Regions from separate parts of the Homo sapiens genome. Here region 2 is linked to region 1. Evidence: chromatin loops called from intact Hi-C (ENCODE). Cell type or tissue: tibial artery. All regions are shown on one strand.

What was found. A loop is a pair of places that touch in the nucleus more often than their neighbours do. Peaks named below come from ENCODE experiments on the same cell type or tissue, not always from the same donor. Only the 100,000 strongest peaks of a DNase experiment are listed, where the experiment ranks them.
Region 2: a loop joins it to region 1, with 11 times the contacts of the local background. A loop is called at or near these places in 88 of 110 quality-filtered maps.

What each region holds. Positions count from the first base shown.
Region 1 is chr14:29,999,016-30,007,015 of GRCh38, forward strand. No RefSeq gene overlaps it. Among named protein-coding and RNA genes, the nearest start is that of PRKD1, 75 kb to the left of the region's middle. In tibial artery, a CTCF peak has its summit at 6,281 (motif pointing left); no DNase peak of the experiment used is centred here.
Region 2 is chr14:29,548,688-29,556,687 of GRCh38, forward strand. No RefSeq gene overlaps it. Among named protein-coding and RNA genes, the nearest start is that of PRKD1, 380 kb to the right of the region's middle. In tibial artery, a CTCF peak has its summit at 329 (motif pointing right); a DNase peak (open chromatin) is centred at 4,443.

The DNA.
Region 1 (8,000 bases):
TGAGAACATTGCTATGTGTTTGCATTGTGGTAAAGTAGCCATTTATTCCACTTTTGGGGGGATATTTATTTTAATTCTTACACAGTTCTTGGAAGTAGTGTTTTGACTCATTGCCACCTGGTTTCCCAAAGAATAAAATATCTGATTGGTTGTTTTGGATAGCTATAACTGCTAAGCTCTTTTAGCTGATTAAGGAATTTTCTCATGTGGTAACATTCCTATCTTTTGGGATGTTACATACACTGCTTAAGGGCAAGAAGCATTTGGTTGTACTTTTGCATGTAAAAGCATAAGGGCTGTGATGCATGAACAGTGTTACCGGTAGGTGGCTGAACTGAGATGAGCTTGGGACTCCAAGGAAGCCTGGGATACACGGTCAATACTTATATCAATCCACACTTAAAGAGAGCCACACAAAAGCAACTTGATTTCAGATTGTCGTACCAAGACTCTAGGGGCAAAAGTTTCCTGTGAGTCAGAAAAAGAAAAAAAAAATCACAGGAAGTCAAAAGATTTGGACTACTGATTCTTTGTATCTAGGTAATCAGAATTCAAAGTCAGGATTTCACAGAAAATCCTGTGTCTAGTCTGTGCAATTAACCAAGGTGGCCCTATATTGGCTGTGGGTGAGTGGTACAATTGGATGAAACTTTCCTCCTCCTCCCTCACAAAAAGGCTCTGTCCCTTGTCCTTTGTCAGCTTTTAAGACACAACTTATCCCTCACAAAAAAGAACATATTCTATGATTTTTATTTGTGCAAACTTCTAAAACAGGACAAAACTAATATTTGGTGAAGAAAAAACAGTGGCTGTCTCAGGGTAAGGATTGACAAAAGTGGAGTGAGGGATCTTGCTGAAGTGATGGTAACTTTCTATATCTTGACAGGAATTTGGTTACACAGTTGTGCATGTATTTGTCAAGGCTCAGCAAATGTTACAGTTTGTGTGTTATGTTGTATATACATTTTATATTTAAAAAGCTGTTAGACACAAATATTGAACTCTGGTTAATGATATACATGCTGAAACATTTAGGAAAAGTGTAGTGATGAAATTTACTTTGAGACTCATCAAAGATAACATGATTTGATATATACATAGAGGATGGATAGATATGAAAAAGCAAGTATAGTGAAATGTTAATGGTAGAACATTCAACATTGCTAAACTTTTACAACTTTACTATATGTCTGAAATTTTTTGCAATAAAATATTTGGGGAGAAAAGACTCAACTCAGGCATTAGTTCCCTCAGTATGTCTTTCCTGACCCTCACCTCTATCTTTACTCTAGGAAAATGTGGGTTATTTCCTTTCTTTGAGTGCCCTGTAATGCCTAGCACTTAATTTCATTGCATTTTAGTTATCTGATTGCATCTGTCTCCTCTATCAAACTGTGGACATCTTGAGGATAGGGACTATGCAATTTACTTTTGTATCTGAAGCACTTGTGTAGGCACATAGTAAGAGCTCAATAAATAAAGTATTTGAATAAGTGATTATAAACATCACATTTTTTCCTGATCGCAGAGGATAGAGAGCCGGCCAGTACAAGAACAAGTAAAGACAGATATCATGAACCATAGAAATCACTGATAAAGTAGAAATATAAGAAATATAATATAGCATGCAGTAATTATGGCTTGCTCCACAGAAAGATGGAAGAAGGAAGAAAAATGTTGAGGGACCTGTTGAGAAAGCAGTAGTGGATGACAATTTGAGGACATGCTATTAGATGGAATAGGAAATCGCAAAACCCAGGATTGTCTCTATGGACAATGGGAAAATGTAAAAACAATTTACAGAGGTGAGGAACATGGCCTGAGAACAAGGCACAACTATACTGAAGCCTAAAAGGCACCTTGCAGGACAGTGAGTGACATTTTTCCCCCTTCTACATTTGTCTGCAAGATTTTTCATTTGCCTGCACTGATAAGTGGAATTAGAGGCTGTATGATTTGTTTAATGATCCAGAGAAAGACCCAGTGTAACAGTCTCGTTAGAGCTTCACTGAAGCATTAAGCAAGTGCCAATGTTAAGGTCTTTTTAGTTTAGTCTATGAGCACTGATTACTGAAACAAAGTTGAGACTGTGTGAGCAAAGCGAAACGAGGAATTGAATAATCAATCAACCAAACTCCAGGTAACTGGTCATTCCACGCAATTTACACACACAACAACCGTACATATGATTCTTCCTCAAGAGCATATTTTTATAATTAGCTCAATGCTCCCTGATATTCATTCTTTGAGTATCCAAATAGTGCCTACTGCTCTTCAACCTTATAGGTAGCTTTATTCATGTATCACTAGTGAAAACTACCAATCATTAGCTACAAGTGAATTGCCTCATTTATACTATCTGTTACAGTGGCACAGCTATAATTTTCCTATATCACTGATCTTTATTTAGTAATCTACCTTATTCAAATATTCAGTAACCTAAAACCAACTAACCAATTTTGCTTATAATTCCAAAATATTATCAAAATGGTGAGTTGCACATCCTAAGTGATGTTTGGTGTCCAAATATTGATACAAACAACATTGTGCCTGTTGTTTCAGGTTTCTTTATGTTTGGTTTTAAATATACTTTATCAATTAGTTTGACCACAGTTTCAAATAATAATTATATTTTTGGATTAATGGGGAACTCTGCATTTTAGGGTTAACCTCTTGTTTCTTTCAGTTTCCAGAAACTGTTTTCTTCAGTTTCTCAGAGACTGAGATCTCAGTCTCTCTGTATGATTGTGTGTATGTTAACAGAGTCAGAAACAATGGAGTTCACCTATTTCAAAGTCCTAATCAATATAAAATCCTCCTACAGCATTTTTGTCAACAGAACTATTTCTGCCAACTTTGTTTTTCTAAGTAGCAGAAGTATATGATTCAGGGTTACTGGAATTGTATGATAGAGTCTTACCTGGAGCTGAAGAGTTGTATTCCTAGAAAGCTTTTTGAAAAATGCAGCCTTTCCTGGATGAAAGCTGAGTGACAAAATGACTCCCAGAACTCTCTTTTGTTATGACCATGATCAACCGGAGAGTGAAACATCTATCTTACCTATCAGGCGGCTAAACAAAGCAACAATTGAAGGTTTAAGAAAAGAGGCAGCTAAACTGTTGGATTAATTATACTTTCTGTACTTGCTTGGGGGGCGGTGATGGGGTGGGGGAAGATTTCTTCCCTGCTTACCTAAATAGACATGGGCTAAGATTCTATTTTAGCTGGCTATAATGTACTTACTTGGAAATAACTTCCTAACATATGACTCCCCTTTCCCCACTATTAATCGTTCATCACAGAAACAATGAGGCCATGGCAGAGATCATTTCCTTCTCTGTCAGTGGTTGACTGGGTGGGTCTAATCAGGAGTTTGGAACCAGGGTGAGGAGAACCTGACTCAATTTCTTTGAGAGACTAATTTTTTTTTTCTTTTTTTTGAGACAGGGTCTCGCTTTGTTGCCCAAGTTGGAGTGCAGCGGCGCACTCTCAGCTCACTGCAGCCTCGACCGACTGGGCTCAAGTAGTCCTCTCACTTCCGCTTCCTGAGTAGCTGGGACCATAGGCATGCACCACCATGCCCAGCTAATTTTTGCATTTTTAGTAGAGATGAGGTTTCACCATGTTCCCCAGGATGGTCTCGAACTCCTGGGCTCAAAAGATCCACCCACCTCGACCTCCCAAAGTGCTAGGATTACAGGCGTGAGCCACCGTGCCTGGCCAACTATTCTTAAAATATGTAGGCTCAAAGCCTCTGGTGGGCATGATCTTCCTTTACATGGAGCAGAGATGTAGAGACAGCTATTACACAGAAATGAGAGTAAAGCGAATGTGTGGAAATTATCAGGTTGGTGTAAGCGTAAGTGCAGTTTTTGCATTACTTTTAATGGCAAGAACTGCACTCACATTTGCAGCAAGCTAATAGAAAACGAGGTGAAAAGAAAAGGGGTCTGAGTGAGAAATAATTCTGGACAGCATCCCGTGCTCTAGTTCTGGTACCTCTCAAGGCCATACTGCACTTCTGACCTTTGATTCTTGAAACAGTGCTTTATGCTTAAGCTAGCTGGCTTTTTTTTTTGTTGTTGTTGTTACTGGCAACCCAGAGAGTCCACAGTAGATTAGTTCAACATGCAACCTAAGAATTTACTTAAATTTCTGAACGACTTACGAGAGATACCAAAGAGATAAAAAGATAAAATTTTGCTTTGGATTAACTTAAAATCTTATTGGGAAAACAAGGCTTATGTTTATGACAAAACTCTGCACAACAATGCAGCATATTCCATAATGAGTATTTTGGGACATAATTATGTGCAGTAGAAAATGGAGAAATCTGTGTGGGCTCTAGCAGTGAAGGAAGAGATTGGAGGAATAATCTTTTATGTTAAACCTTGAATGATGAGTAGCATTTAGTTAAATAAAAAGTGAAGTGTGTTCTAGATTAAGAGATAAAGTAGCCAAGAATGACAGTAGTATTTGCAAGACTATAACTAAAGATGAAATTTGAGATGAAAGATGAGATTGGGTTGGGAGGGTGGAGTCAGATGACGGAGAGGCTTGAATTCCAAAATGAGGGATTATTTGCACTTTCTGTAATCAAGTAAAAGAGGAGTTGCAGACACTTGAGTAGTAGTGTAAAGTGACCAAATCTGTGTTTAAAAAGTTGAATCTCGCTGTGGTATGTTGTATAGTTTAGAGGCAAGTGTACTAATTTGGAAGATAGTTTATTTCTTACAGTTATTAGAGTGAGGTGAAAAATAGGACATGTGGAAGGAAAAACATAGTAACTTGAATCAGTGCTTCTCAAAATTACTGTATGCAAGAGTCACCTGGGGATCTTCTCAAAATGCAAACTTTTATTCAGTAGTTCCAGACTGAGGCCTGAAAATCTGAATTTCTAACCATCTCCTAGCTAATACCTATGCTGCTAGTCTGTGGATCGCACTGTGAGGGGCCAAGATTTGAAAATGATGATCTAATCTGGTGTGATGAAGGAAAGTAAAAGAGTCAAGGATGACCCCAAGGTTTCTAGTGTGCTACAGTTGACAGAAGAGAGAGAAAAAGGGAACTGGAAACATCTATTGAGTGACTACTGTTTGTTATTTTCTTTTATCCTGAGGCTCCATCTTACAAATAAATTCATTCATTCACCTAACACTTATTTCCTGAGTACCCACTAAGTGCCAGGCATTATTGTAAACCCTGTGGATTCAGTAATGAATAAAACAACTTAATAAGAAAACTCTGCTCACGATTTAAGGGGGAAGATAAATAAAATAATTAAAATATGTAGTATTAAAATTGGGAAAACCAAGTAAATAATCTTAAGTAACGTAGATATAACTTTGGCTGAGTCTCAGTCATACCAGTCACAGTGAACAACTTCTGCATAACACAGATATGACAGATTTACAAGACAGTCAAAATATATGTTGAAACTAAAACTATTTTTAAATCCTTTGAAAGGATTTTACTGAGTTAATAAAATATTGCTGAAAGGTCTAGATATTTTAGATGTGTTTCACTTGAACATATTTTTAATGAAAGCATGTACAAGAATGTGTAATGGAATATTTTGCAGCTTTTACAGTCATTCATCTCAGAACAAACATCTGTCTTGCTATTCAGTTGATGTATGGGCTAAGAGCTTATTTCCTATTTATAAGAGGCCTGCCTATACATTCCTCTTTGTTTCTTACCATAGATCACACAGAGGCATTTCTTTCCAAATCCACTGTAGAAATGTATTTCTATAGTAAATTGTAGGAAACACTATGGGATTAATTATTCAAAGAAAACAAAGAAACAGATTAAGAAATTTATGCTTGTATGTATATATCTATCTACATTTGTACTCCCACCATCTATGAATCTGTAAAAAAAGAATAAATAAAATGTAAACGGAAGCCTATTAAACAATAATTGCTATAAAACAATAGTTTCTCATCTTCAAAAATTTATATTTAAAAATTGCTAAATGTATCTTTGTTCACTAAGCACTTTAATTAACATCTATAACATGGTGATTATATTATTCAACATTTAAATGCTTAATTTGCAATCTGGAATTGCAGGCATTCCCTGATAAAGATATATTTTCATTTGTTGCATTTGTATTTTTAGTAGAAGGCAAAAATAAGAAGATACTTATATGGTAATATGATACTAGATCTGTAAACAAAAGTTTTAGTCACTCTTTTCCACGGCACTTGAGATTTAAAACACGGTAACAGTATTTTTATGTGTTGAAATGTCGGGTATTTTCATGTTATGAGAGGTTTGAAGTGCTGTACCTGCCATCTACTGGAAGTCTATGGGAGGTACATTTCCCTACTAGCAACTTAAGGCCTCCAGAGAGTCTAGAAAATGCTATCAGTGCTATTGAGGAAATTGTATCACAGGCTGTGAGGTCCTTTATTGCTGCTAAAGAAAATTAAAGATAAAATTATCTCATTAATCACTGGTTAAAGTACAAAATGGATCCATTTAAATTTCAGTAGGCGAAGTATAAAGAGTGGTTCACTTTTGAAATGTTATGGTTACTAGAAGGCCAGGAGCAGAGACTAACAAATGTCCTTCCCAGCATTCTTACTAAAGACAGCGCTGTAGCCCTGGAAAAATACGTGCATAAATTATAACTATTGCAAGTAGCTCTTAGCATCTAGGGTAGCCAGGCTTCTGAGATCTTCTCTAGTAACTTCTGTTTAATATTTCCGGGCTCATCTGGATTGTGAGAATAAGGGTAAGTGTACATGCAGGAGAAGACAGCATAAGCGGAGACTAGCTGAAATGTTGAAGTACTGCAAAGAATGAAACACCATAGTTAGTTCTTGAAATACATGCTTTGTGACTATATTTAATTCTTTCAACTATGCTCTGGGTTAGAATAGTTAACTCCAGATGTTCATATAACCTAGACACCTACAATTCCAGTTTCCTAGACTTTTCCTATTCAAATAATGTCGGTACATTTTCTTATCCTAAATAATTTAAATCTATCTAATGGCTCTTTTTTTTTCCTGAGTTAAAGAAAACAAACAAACAAAAAAGAAAACAAATACTAAGGGTTACTTAATTCATCTTTTATGAATGACTTTAAAAATTATGATTAGATAAACTTAAAAACATAAAATCTTTTAGCTTTTAATCATTCTGTACTTTCTGGTAACTAGAATAAATTCTTAGAAGTAAGCTCTAGAATGACATGATCATACTCATTTACAGTGTGAGGGTTTCATATGGATAAAGATTAATAGTGGCACTAAGAGGTAGAATAATTTAACTCAAGGTCATGCAATTTAGTGGCAGAGCTTAAACTATAATCCAGGTTGTTTTACTCTAGTCACTTGCTATATCTACTACCTTGTAGAAAATTGAAAGATTAGTAAACTGATGATTGCCTTGAATGTAATTATAAAATATATATCGGACTTGAAATTAAAATAGGCATGCCCTTGAGCAATTGTCATGTGAGAGAAGGGAAAGTAGGGGAGGAAGTATGAAGACATTTGCCAGAGGTGTCCTTGGCATTCTTTGAAATTCAAACAAGGAGATCATTCTCCGCGTCAGGGTCTCAGACTTAAATTAGGCCTCCCTTTACTTAAGCATACTGGAGAGAACACATAAAGGCAAAGGTGTCTGGGATTAGAGAGAAAGTTAGAAAGACAAGTGGCAGCCAGATATTTCTAAGGCTAAGTGATGACACAGTAGAAAGTCTATGTCTAGCAATATGACAGATTGAAGACCCTGAAAATCCTACTGTAAACACCTGTAAGTATGGGATAAAAACATAATGAGCATTGTTTAAAACGCATAGCCAAACTCACAAAGAAGTATGTAAAATCCCCTGGGGCTAAAAGCAAGGAGAAAATGGAAAGACAGATTAGTAAATGGATGCTGACACTTTGTCAGCTTGAGTTGGGAGTTGGGAGGAGTATTAGTCAGTCTTGCTATTGAAGGGAGTTGAATGAACATGATGGATCGAAAGACAAGGCCTTGGA
Region 2 (8,000 bases), 450 kb before region 1:
ATTTAAAACCTGTAGTGAAAAAAAAAAACCTTAGTGAATTTCAAAAGGAGATTATGCCTTTTTCTTATTGTTACTGACATTTATTCAGTGTCAAAATAATGACTATAGCAATATGTGGAAAAAATACTTAAGAACGGTTCAGAAAAGGGTGTCAAGCAGATACATCAGCCCATAATAAAGCCATCAGATAGGCATTCATCTTGGCCATCATCAACTTTTTGTCACTGTTGTTCAAGTTTATTCTAATATAGTTTTGCTGGTATTGTTGTTAATTAAATACTGTATATAAGAACATGGAGCCATTTTAACAGGAACATCTTTAGGCCACAACACAGATGGAGTCATGCAAATAACTAAAATGACCACAAGGTGGCAAAGTATACAAATCTACATCATTCAGATGGGCTCTTCCAGAAGAGAAAGTGTCTTGTAGCAAGCGGGTGGGGCTGGGGAGGGAGGGGGGAGCTTTTTTATGATTGTCTGCTGGCTAGAGAATAGCAAAATTATACTAATTTCTCAAAAATTGGTAATTACCCCAAATTCCTAGTACTTGAAATGATGTATCATGTTACTATTCTAATTTATTATAAATTTTTCTGTTTTAGAGCAAAATTGAATTTCTTAAATCCCAAATATATATTTTAAAATCAAAATTATTGGGTGTCTTTCACAGCGTTTTAAATTCATTTGATATGTATACACGAGTCAATCGGAAAATGGGAGTTATTGCTCTACAAATTCAGAACCATTATGTGATTATATGATTAGTACTAGTTATCACAAAATTACAGCTATTTATATTTCAAAAATTTTTAGTTTGGAGCAGCTAGATTATAAGACTTCTTCTTAATATTGTTGTTTCCAACACTCTGTGATCTTTTATTTTCCCTATAATGTAGTTTGAGAGATCAATTAGTTTTCTTTTTTTCTTTTTTGAGATGGAGTCTTGCTCTGTCACCCAGGCTGGAGTGAAGTGGCATGATTTCAGCTCACTGCAACCTCTGCCTCCCGGGTTCATGCCATTCTCCTGCCTCAGCCTCCCAAGTAGCTGGGACTACAGGCGTGCACCACCATGCCCAGCTAATTTTTTTTTTTGTATTTTTAGTAGAGACAGGGTTTCACCATGTTGGTCAGGCTGGTCTAGAACTCCTGACCTCAAATGATCCACCCGCTTTGGCCTCCCAAAGTGCTGGGATTACAGGTGTGAGCCACTGTGCCTGGCCAGTTTTCAATCTAATATTTAATAATCTACATCTGAAGGCCTGACCTCTTGAGTCCTAGATAAGAAAATCTAAAATATCCATTTGGATGTGCCATACATAATTTATAATTAATATATTCAAAACTGAGCTCATTGTTTTTCTCCCAAAAGACCTCCTCCTTTCATCCGATTTCCCTCCTGTTAACCCAAGGCTGAAACCTGGGACTGCTTAGTATCTATTCTCTTGTTTCTCTGCACCCTTCATCATCTGGATCCTACCCACTTCTTTGGTCTCTACTTCTCCATTCCCTTTCCCCAAACTTAACCATATTCTCCCACCCTTCTTTGGCTTGGCCTATGCTACTTTTTGTTATCCGGCTACTACTCCTGGGGTTGTAAATTGACATACTTTCTGGAAGCTTTTGGCATAATGTATTAAATACCTTAGAAAATTCATATTCCTGTATTTGTCAACTCCATTTCTAAAAATGAAGTCGTGAAAAAGTTGATCTAACATTTTGTAAATATTATTTATAATAGAAAAAAACAGAAAACTTAAAACTCTAAGAATGTTTTGCAGTGGCCAGGCATGGTGGCTCATGCCTGTAATCCTAGCACTTTGGGAGGCCAAGGCGGGCCGATCACTTGAGATTGGGAGCTTGAGACTAGCCTCACCAACATGGTGAAACCCTGTCTCTACTAAAAATACAAAAAATTACCCAGGTGTGGCGGCGCATGCCTGTAATCCCAGCTACTTGGGAGGCCGAGGCAGGAGAATCACTTGGACCCAGGAGGCGGAGAGTGTAGTGAGCCGAGATTCCACCACAGCACTCCAGCCTGAGCAACAGAGCCAGGTGACACTGTCTCAAAAAAAGAGAGAGAGAGAGAGAAGTTTTCGCAGCTATGTAAATGGCATTTTCAAATAAATACTTTCATGGAAAATGTTTGTGATGTAATATTAAGTAAAAAGCAATGTTAGAATAAAACTGTTAAATGTGATCTGCTTTATCCCCCCAACAAAGAAAGCTCAGTCAACCTTCACACCTAGACCTAACCCAATAGCATAATTGCACTTGGCACATGGTATTATAATTATCTTCATTTTTATTTAATGTTTCTCACACCATTCTTCCTAAACAGATAGTCTATGGATCACTTTATCAGAGCAATATGTTGTTGTTTTTATATATTCAAATTCTGAACTTACAGAATTCAGCCAGACCCATAAAATTGTCAGGAACTTTGCTATGCCTTTTTCTAGCTTTATTAGGTGATCTTGGTGATTTCATTTATACCCACTGATGTAGCATAGCTATTTCACAGAATGTTAGGGTTAAATTAGTTACCTGTGTGAAGCAGCTAGCACACTGAGGAGCACATTATATAATTAATCTTGCTCCACTTTCACCCTGACTTCTCTACGTCTCACTCCACCATCCCACCCTTCCTCTCACTCCCCCACACTTCACTACACTATTTACTGCCCCCCTGTTATCTCCATTGTGACTGACTGTCCTTTATTCCCGGAGTGATGGGTCTAAGAGCACTTGTGGGGCCAAAGGAAAACGTTATACAACAAAAGCTGGGTAGAAACTAGAGCACAAGATACACTATGTCTCAGTAAGTGAATGTAACTGGAATGAGGAGAAGGTATTCTGCTAGTGGCCAAGGACGCTGGGGTAAAGCAGAAGTCCCACCTTGACTGCCTCTGTCTCAAGACAACAGGAGAAGTAGCCACGCCGGGAACACTGACAAAATGCAGCCTCCTAGTCTCCATGAGGGAGACTACACAGAGTCCCAGAGACTCCAGGAGGTCTCCTTTAGGGGGCCTCCACAGAGACAGACCCCAGGAGGCTCCTAAAAAGCAAGTCTGACTTTTGAGGAGGTAACGTGAGAAACCTTCTGAGATTTCATAAACGGATTGAAAGGAGCCTGAATCCAAACCAGCTCGTTGGCATTGTCACTTTCTCACTGTACGTTATTTATTCTCTCTACTCAGTTTTCCCATCTATAAAATGGACATGAAAATGATAGAGCTGTTATGAATATTGCAACACTTAATGCATGTAGGGTGCTGACAGTGGCTGGCACATAGTAAGAGTTAAATAAAAGCATGCACACATTATTGATGGGTGGATGTCAGGACTGGGGGTCCCGTGATTTTGCCTGTGGCTATTAAACCATGGACACTCCATGTTGGTTATTGTTTCGATCATATCCTTTGGTTAATTCCCCATGCTCATGTAGTCTCAGGAAAATGATGAAGCAAATTATTAAACCAAGTTAAAATCACTCACCTTTGGTCTAAATAGGACACTCCCTAGAGAACTGGTCCATAATTCAATAGAGCAAATCTGTTACATTTCAGTAACAGAATTATTAAAGCACAATGATCTCCTCAGAGAAAAGGTCTTGAAAAGATTAATCTTCAACTGAATGTTCTAAACAAAAGCAAGATTTAATGTTCCAGCTTTTGTTCTTGAAATAGAAACTATGATATACTTTTTCCAAATGAATATTAATGGATATAATTAAAAGCACATTATGATCGTCTACTGATTTACTCTGAGAGTGGCTGAGAATTCTTTAGACCAAAACTTAACTTACATATGTAGGCATTGAAAGACTTCAAGTTGCTTGTGTGAATTATGTTATAATATAAAAGGCAATCAATTTTAGTTTAATTAGCCAACACTGTGAAATTACTGATATTCTGATATATCTGTGATATTGTAAGTCAAGATTTAAGAACTTAATGTTCTCTTATCCCCTCTTAATCTCATCAAAATGGGAACTTCTGCCAGTATAGGAAATAATATTAACCTATAGAAATTTGTGTTGAAATGAGCAATTCTCCAAATGAATTCAGGTGAGTTTTAATTACTTAACTATGGACTTTCTCATTTAATTTTAAAATATATGCATTATATTTTATAATTAAAACTAAACTTATTTGTGATTATTTTATTCAAAAGGTTTCAACTCTAATTGATTTTACCTGTGATGAAAGTTTTTGCGGCCAGACACAGTGGCCCATACCTGTAATCATAACACTTTGGGAGGCCAAGGCAGGCAGACTGCCTGAGCTCAGGAGTTCGAGATCAGCCTGGCCAACTTGGCAAAACCCCAACTGTACAAAATATACAAAAATTAGTCGGGTGTAATGGCATGAACCTGTAGTTTCAGCTACTTGGGAGACTGAAGCAGGAAGATCTCTTAAACCCAGGAGGTCAAGGCTGCAGTAAGCCAGGATCACGCCACGGCATTCCAGCCTGGGTGACAGATTGAGATCTTGTCTCAAAAAAGAAAAAATATTTGCTAAAAAGTATCCCTAAGGAAAAAAAAAAAAGAAAAAAAAGAGATTGCTTTCAAATTTGTAGGACACCGTTCTCATTTCACTATTATAATTCACTTAGTAGATTGTTAGCTTTGTTAAAATTATTATATATACTGAAATATAACCAGATTTTTAAAAATTATTTTCTACTTACCCTAATTCCACCAATTTAGTAAAACTTCACTAGAAAAGTTCATTTTTCCAACTCAGTTTATTATCCATTTTCTGAGCTGTAGTGGTTTGATTTGTGTTTCTCAAAAAAGATGTATCCACAGCCTAACCACTTGAATCTGTGAATGTGACCTTATTTAGCAAAATGATCTTTGCAGATGTAATTTAGTTAAAGGTCACAAGATAAGGCCATTCTGGCAGGGTGGGCCCTGTGTTTAACGGCACATGTCCTTATGAGAGACAAACAGAAGAGAGACAGATAAGAAGGCCATGTAAAGACTGAAACAGAGATTCTAGTTATTCTGCCGTAAGCCAAGGAGCTCTCGGAGCCACCAGAAGACGGAGGAAGGAAGAAAGGAATAATTCTATGCTGGAGCTGTCAGAGAAAGCACAGCCCTGCTCACATTTTTATTTTGGACTTCTGGCCTGAAGCAACTGTGAGAGAATATGCTTTTTTTTTTTTTTTTTTTTTTTTTTTTTTTGAGACAGAGTTTCACTCTTGTTGGCCAGGCTGGAGTGCAATGGCGTGATCTCGGCTCACCGCAACCTCCACCTCCAGGTTCAAGAGATTCTCCTGCCTCAGCCTCCCAAGTAGCTGAGATTACAGGCATGCATCACCACACCTGGCTAATTTTGTATTTTTAGTAGAGACAGGGTTTCTCCATGTTGGTCAGGCTGGTCTCGAACTCCCAACCTCAGGTGATTCGCCCATCTCAGCCTCCCAAAGTGCTGTGATTACAGGCGTGAGTCACCACCCCCGACCCTGCACCTCTGTTGTTTTAAACCAAGGGTGTGGTAATTCATTAAGGCAACCTAGGGAATTAATACAAAAGCAATTTCTAAAAATTAAATAGAAGAATTAGTCTGGCTATATATTTAAAGATTGTCTTTTTACTTAAAAGTCTGTTAATATCAGATATCCTTCGAAAAAATGATTTCAATGAAATGTTAACTGAATTGATTACAAATAAATTCAATATTTATTCCATATTCAAATTGCTTATAGCTTATTACAAGATAAAATGTGTAGCAATATTTGAAACTAGTTTTCTAAGAGTGATTCCCTACTCTGTTCAACTCTCCATTTTTCAATGATGTTTCATTTCTAAAAACAGTTTTAGGTGAGACAAAGTTACCACTTTCGGTATCACTTTAACCTCACCATTGATTGGCCTAGCTGATCCTAGCTGTTAGGGTAGTAGAACGATTCTCCCTTCATAGGAAGATGAGAGGGTCCATGAAGAGATTATTGACTCCTTTTCTGACCCCAGTCCTCTTTTTTCCCTACCGTACCATTGGACATAGTTTGCCATGAGACAAGGGAGGGATGAAGGGAAACAGGGAGGGAGGCAGAGAGAGAGGGAGAGAGAAAGAGAGAGAGAGAGAGAAATGCTGAGTTCCTTTGTCTGAGAAAAGTAATGGGAATTGAGATGTGGACAGCTAGATGAAAACAGAAATAAGAAGTTTGTGGAAGCAAGTTTGACCTAATGAGGAGTTCCCATAATTGAACAAGCTAAAGGCCTTTCAAAGAGAACAGGATGTCTAATATTTCATATCATTTTGTGTGCTGTCACATAAGCCCATATCATTATCCTTGAACAAATAATAACAGCTAACACTTATTAGATGTTTATTGTATATAGGCAGTTTATATGTATAATTTCACTTTATCCTCTTAATAGTTCTATGAGATACAAACTGTTATGAATCCCAGTCTTCAGGAAAGGTTTACAAAATGCACATGCCTCATGGAAGTGGTAAGTCAGGAAATGAAGGGAAATATATTCCCTTTGGGTAAATATAGATTAGAGAAAACACAAGGGAGATAATTTTATTTTTGCAAGCAGGAAGATATGTCACAGTGGGAGAAATATCAAGACTACCCCAAGAATCCCCAAGAAATCCTAGATGAAACATTGTGTTTCCTATCTTAAAAAGGATACGTGCTTAATTTTTGCAGGATAGAGTGGCTCAAGAAGACTGAAAGACTTGAATAGATTCAGGCAACTGATATCTGAAGGCTCTAAAGCAACATCAATGGACTAGTTCATAGGATATGACATATATAATGAATGAATTATTTTTCTTTTCTGTATTCTATGACTCTTATTAGTATTTTGTCCAGTGCAGATTGATACATTTATACATCCCATTTTTCCCCAATTCTGAGAATAATTTTTCTTTTTTTACAGTACAGAGATTTGAATCAATTAGAATTTTTAAATCTTGAACAAATTTTGATAAGGTTTTTCCAATTAAATGTTGTTGTAAAATTTTATTATAAGGGGCCGGGTGTGGTGGCTCATGCCAGTAATCTCACCATTTTGGGAGGCCGAGGCGGGTGGAACATTTGAGGTCAGGAGTTTGAGACTAGCTTGGTCAATATGGTGAGACTCCGTCTCTACTAAAAATACAAAAATTAGCCTGGCGTGGTGATGTGTACCTGTGATCCCAGCTACTCGGGAGGCTGAGGTAGGAGAATCGCTTGAACATGGGAGGTAGAGGTTGCAGTGAGCCGAGATTGCACCACTGCACTCCAGTCTGGGCAACAGAGCGAGAGTCTGTTTAAAAATAAATAAATAAATAAATAAATAAATAAATAAAAATTTTACAAGGAACACAGTCTCCACAGAGTGAGTTTTGTCTCTAAAAACACATCGCATATTTGCAGTAATACATTACTTTACATTAAGCTCTAATTCTAGATACGTAAGGGAACCTCCAGAGAAGTGAGTTGATTCTCATGTTTAACCAGACACCAGTGTTTATATAATATGTGGGTGAAAAAAAACTATTAGTAGGTATTAGCTGAGTTTATTATTCATTCATATACTATATGGGTAATAAAAAGACTATTAATGGGTATTAGTTGAGCAGATTAAATTGAAGGAGTGAGAGCTGTTTGTTAGTGGCCGGGTTGAGATAGTAGGAAATAGTGAACACTCACTGAGTTGCACTGGCCTTCCATTCCCTCTCCTTTGTCTTCATTCCTTTTTATCTTGCAAGGTTTGAGAGTACAGCGCTATGGTGCTCCAAAGGGACATCCAACCGCCTGAGAAACCTGTAGGGGAAACATAATCCCCATCGGTTCTTAGCTGGACTGGACTCCTATCACAAAAGGCAGATTAATAAGAGAAACACAGAAGTATATTAACATGTATATTTCATATATACATAGGAGACATCCAGAGAATGAGTAGTTTTCAAAGAGGTGGCTTTGAATTCCAGCTTATATAGCAAATTCAACAAGGAACAGTAAACTCGTAGATAAATGACAAGGCAAAGGAAAAA